Regions from separate parts of the Homo sapiens genome. Here region 2 is linked to region 1. A link is an interaction called in ENCODE POLR2A ChIA-PET data of the cell type or tissue named here. Cell type or tissue: PC-9. All regions are shown on one strand.

What was found. Peaks named below come from ENCODE experiments on the same cell type or tissue, not always from the same donor. Only the 100,000 strongest peaks of a DNase experiment are listed, where the experiment ranks them.
Region 2: POLR2A ChIA-PET joins it to region 1 with 8 read pairs; 1 of 35 experiments calls an interaction of 5 or more read pairs at or near these places.

Annotation. Positions count from the first base shown.
Region 1 is chr15:83,371,284-83,373,783 of GRCh38, reverse strand. No RefSeq gene overlaps it. Among named protein-coding and RNA genes, the nearest start is that of SH3GL3, 75 kb to the left of the region's middle. In PC-9, no CTCF peak of the experiment used is centred here; a DNase peak (open chromatin) is centred at 1,233; H3K27ac peaks cover 343 bases.
Region 2 is chr15:82,353,532-82,356,031 of GRCh38, reverse strand. It overlaps the pseudogene UBE2Q2P2. Among named protein-coding and RNA genes, the nearest start is that of GOLGA6L10, 5.3 kb to the right of the region's middle. RefSeq lists an enhancer at 836-1,337. In PC-9, no CTCF peak of the experiment used is centred here; no DNase peak of the experiment used is centred here; H3K4me3 peaks cover 361 bases; H3K27ac peaks cover 402 bases.

The DNA.
Region 1 (2,500 bases):
TGAAAGGAGGCTCCCAGTCTGGCAGGGAAGCCAGGAACGGGGGCTCTGGCTCTGGGGCAGCTGCATGCCTGCCAGGTGGAGAGTTAGCATTACGCAGGGGTCCTGGGACCAAGTATACTGGCACCCCCCAGGAGAAGGGGATATGAGCACACCTTCATCCCTCTAAGCTACACCTTCACTGAGTCTTTGTACCTGCAAAGGCTGTGAGCCATGCAGTTCTGCTCTAATTCTAGCATGAGCCAGGCTGAGGGTAGCCCAGGAACTCAGCTTTGTTGACCTGAAGATTATTTTTTCCCCTCCAGTAGTTTTACTTCTGTCTCCTCTTCAAGCTAAAGTTTTCGGGTCCTTGGGTAGCTTTTTGGAGGCTTCTGTACAAATGTTTTTGGCAGTGAAAGCTACCCGTAACATCTCGAATTAGAAATGTATATTTTTAAATCCCTAATTGGTTCAATAACAATATGGAGAGACACACAGAGACACTCTGCTAAGTGGGACCTTTACTACTGGAATGTGGAATTTAATACGTTCATCATTTAAATCATTAAATTCTCACCAAAACATGTAAAGCAGCAATAGATTCTGTTAACCAGTCACTTTTCCTGATCTTGGAACAGCCCGGCTCTGAGCCTGAAAAGGTCCGCTGCTGTGACTTCACCCTTGTTCAGGGAGATGGTGTCATAAGGTGGTCTTAAAGTGCAGGTTGACCTTTGCTGAGTCCAAGCTCCAACACCCCCAGGTAGGAGTTCCTGGAAGTAACCTCCCCTCTCTGAGGCACAGTGTGATGGAAAGGACAGCATCCAGCTTGCAATACTGGATGAATTAAATCAGACGCAATCTACCACACACCCACCACAGTGCCTAGCATTTCAATAAGGGTGCTAAGTAGATGTGATTTCTCTCTAAGCTAGAAGGGGTTCTGTAGGAGTGCTGGACCACACACGAGGCTGGCTCAGGCATGCTTTTGCATTTGTGAGGCAGAGACAGCAGATGGCACAGCGCAGGGCAAGGCAGGGCAGACACGTGGTTCTAGTGGCTTAGCAGCAGGCAGCTCCCCTTGCCGAATCTCGGATCTCTATGTGGTTTGTGAAGGGACTGAGGCAGGAGGGGGAGGCTAGGGCAGAATTGTAAGAGCTTTGCCTTCAGCAACTAAAGAAACGACACCTCAATTAGAAAGAACTGTCTGGAATGTAGAAAGGTCAGGAACTTTGGGCGAAAGTAGTCGAGTCATTTTGGAATTTATAGTTGAAGCAAGTGCAGCCTGGGTTGGGTAGGGGAGGTTTCTGAGTGAAGCATAACTAGGCTTGAATCCCAGCTTGACCAGTTAGCTGAGGGAGGGTGAGTGTCGGTTGCCTTATTGGAGGAGAGAGAATAATAACACCTACCCTGGGGACTGTGATGAGATTGTGCAGACAAGGCACCTTGCTCAGTAGCATCTATCACTCTCAGGCAACAGTAGGTCAGGAATCCCTCGGGTCAGGAAAGCAGAATGCCAAACACTTTGGAGAAAACACAGGCTTAACCATGGCTTTACCTAAGGGAAAATATTTCTTGAAAAAGGAAATCCTGGAGGTAACATTTTGAATAATGCAAGTTAGTACCAAGTTAGGAAAGCCATATGGGAAGTTCTCTCATTAGCTCAGGTATTAAAAGCCCATGTCCCACAGATGGAAGGAGGTCACATTTCTTCTTCTTTACCACTCTACCATCTTCCAACTTGCCCTCTACCCTTCTTCCCCATTCAACTACCATCCCACCTCTCCCCTTACCTTGTTCAGTGACGTTTATTCAGTGTCTACACTGTCTACACTCACCTGCCACTTAATCCCGCCTCAACCAATCCGCCCACTCCCCCACCCCTCTAAGGCTGCCCTTGCCAAGGTCACACAGGGACCCACAGCCTCTCCATACATACTTCTTACCTTCTCTGGCCTGGGCAGCATTTCTGTTCAGTTCAGAAAACATTTATTATATACCTGCCCTGTTCAGGGCACAGGGAATCCTCAGGTGACTGTCTTCCTCTTTCTTTTGTTTTGTTTTTTGTCTTTCTTTGAGACGGAGTCTCGCTCTGTTGCCCAGGCTGGAGTGCAGTGGCGCGATCTCGGCTCATTGCAACCTCCGCCTCCTGGGGTCCAAGCAATTCTCCTGCCTCAGCCTCCTGAGTAGCTAGGATTACAAGCACCCGCCATCATGCGCGGCTAATTTTTGTATTTTTTTGTAGAGATGGGGTTTCACCATGTCAGCTAGGCTGGTCTTGAACTCCTGACCTCAGGTGATCCGCCCGCCTCAGCCTCCCAAAGTGCTGGGATTATAGGCATGAGCCACTGCGCCCGGCCCACTTCTTTTTTCTTAAAATTCCCTTGGCTCTTGACTTTTACAGCACTTTCCTTTCTTTCTCCCCTCTCTTCTGCGGGTTCATCTTGCCCAGTCACTCTTTAGGTGGACTTCCATCCTGACTCCCTTCTAATCCCAATTAACAGACTCTTTCCAAGAAAGTTCACCA
Region 2 (2,500 bases), 1.0 Mb after region 1:
ACTTCACATACCGGTTTGCCTTTGCAAAAAAAAAAAAATTGTTTAGTCTCAAAGTATAGCTGCAAGGTGGACCGGCTGCACGGGTCCCAGAGGGCCGCTCGCCTCCGACGGTCGCAGTTTCAGCCGGGCCGCGCCCGCGAGAAACAGCGGAGAGGCCCCAGCAGGCGGGCGCCGCCGGACAGGTTTACCGTCCGCGTCGGCCCCGGGGAACCGCTCCCTCGCGCCCGCAGCACTTGTTCGCGGCGCGGACTCCACACCGCGGCCGCCCGCCCCAGGGGAGGAGTGAGTCCGCCCCAGCGGCGCCAACCCGGGGACCCGGGGCAAGGGTTCGGGGCCATCCGCCGCCGGGCGCGCCCCCCATCCGGAAAGCGGCGACGGCCCCCAAGTTGGGCTGCGGAGTGGGAGGCGCGCCGAGCCCCAAGCAGACAATGCGGGAGAAGGGTGATGCGCAGGGAGGAGGGGTCCGCAAAGCTGAGGTCCCCGCGCCGCCCGGCTACCCATCCGTGCCGCCCGCCCCTGAAGCCCCGCGCAGCCCCCGACCCTCCTCTGGGGCCCGCCCCACCGAGCGGCCGCAGGGGACGGGCCGCGCTCCGCACCCCGACCCCTCCTCAAATCACAAAACTTCCCCCAACTCCGCCAACTAAGTTGCGCTCTCACCGTGCGGCTCCCGGGGCTCCCCCGCGGGCCGAGCCGAGACAGCTCCTCACCTTCGCCGCGGAGAAAGACAATAGGCTGCCTCTCCCCCGGCGGCGGCAGCAGCGGCTGCGGCTAAAGCGGCGGCAACCGAGGCGAGCAATGGGCACGGCGGTCTCGGCCGAGCCGAGGGCCTTCACCGCTGCTGCTCCGGCTCCGCGACAGCTCTGCACGTAGCCCCAGCCACCCCGCGCACCGGCTACAAGCCGCCCGGGGGTGGCCGGGGCACGCAAGAGGGCAGTAACGTCTGCGAGTCCTCCCGTGAGTACACGCGGAGCAAGGGCTGCGAGCTGGGATTGCACGGCAGAGCTGCCCATCCCGCTCCACGAGACCAATAGTAAGGCACCTGGGCGGGGCGCTCAGGTTGCTAAGGGAGGCTGAGGTTGACCGCCGGGGCTGCTCTGTGGCAAAGTGATCACAGCAGGGTGGCTGGCAGAGACTGCTCTGGGAAATGCCCACTCACGGTCTCCTCTCCGCCCTGTTTCTAGAAACTGCCCTTTCTCTGTGTGCTCGTGGTTACCTGAGCTGTAGCATTTAACCACACATCGTGAAATGATTTACTCCTCTATTTCCCCCACTTCAACTCAGGAAGTGGGGTTTAGTCTTGTGTGTCCACAGCCTAGGACAGTCTAAGGTATTAGGTATTAAATATAGGTATTAAACAAGTGTTGGATGGATGCACGGCGCTATGGCGGAATCACAATTGTGACAGTGCATTCCGTGAACTTTTGGCTACTCGATCACCACAGTCGTTCCGTGTTCAAGCTGCAAAGGACCTCAGAAATCATCGGATTGCTTTGAGAAACAAAATGTGGTCCGTGTACCAACGGCGGCCGAGGAGAATATATTAGTTGGTACACGGAGAAACTTCTTTTTTCAAATAGTTAAGTGTTTTAGTGCTCATTAGGAGGGAAATGCCTATCACGTCAAATCATTGTTTCATTAATGTTACTTCTTAGGTCAAATAAAAAGTGGCAAAAAACAAGTGTATTTCAAGAAAAGTGTTAAGTGAAACTTGAGACACTTTATATGCAGTTCAAGAATGTAAAATACTAGTTGACAGTGCTTGAAGTAAGAACAGTTGGTTAGGTAGGAGGAGAAGATTATTGGCTGGGAAGGAGGAGGAGGGAACCCTCTGTGGTGCTGATTCTGTATTTTGACCTGGGTGATGGATAACAAAAGTATGTACATCAATAAAAAATACATCCAGTGCACTTTAGATTAGTGCACTTTACACATTTTATACATGTATTTTTAATGTCAATTTTTTAAAAATCTGGTATGGAATATACCCCCACAACCCCCCCACCCCCCAAAAAAAATGCAAAGATGCAAATGACTGCCATTTGGGAAACACTGATCCAGGCAGGCTCACTAGCAGTGACCAAACACCTGAGAAAGGGTATTGTGAATACCTGATGTATGTGCCAGGAACTTCCATGGTTGAATAGCTCCAAATCTCAGAAATGCTCCTAACCTCGTGTTGAGCTCTGGTGCATAGATATATTTTCTTTTCTTTCTTTCCTTTTTTTTTTTTTTTTTTGAGGCAGAGTTTCACTCTTGTTGCCCAGGCTGGAGTGCAATGGCACGATATCAGCTCACTGCAACCTCCGCCTCCCAGGTTCAAGCGATTCTCCTGCCTCAGCTGCCCGAGTAGCTGGAATTACAGGCACATGCCACCAATTCCAGCTAATTTTTTGTATTTTTAGTAGAGACAGGGTTTCACTATGTTGGCCAGGCTGGTCTCGAACTCCTGACTTCAGGTGATCCACCCACCTCGGCCTCCCAAAGTGCTGGGATTACAGGC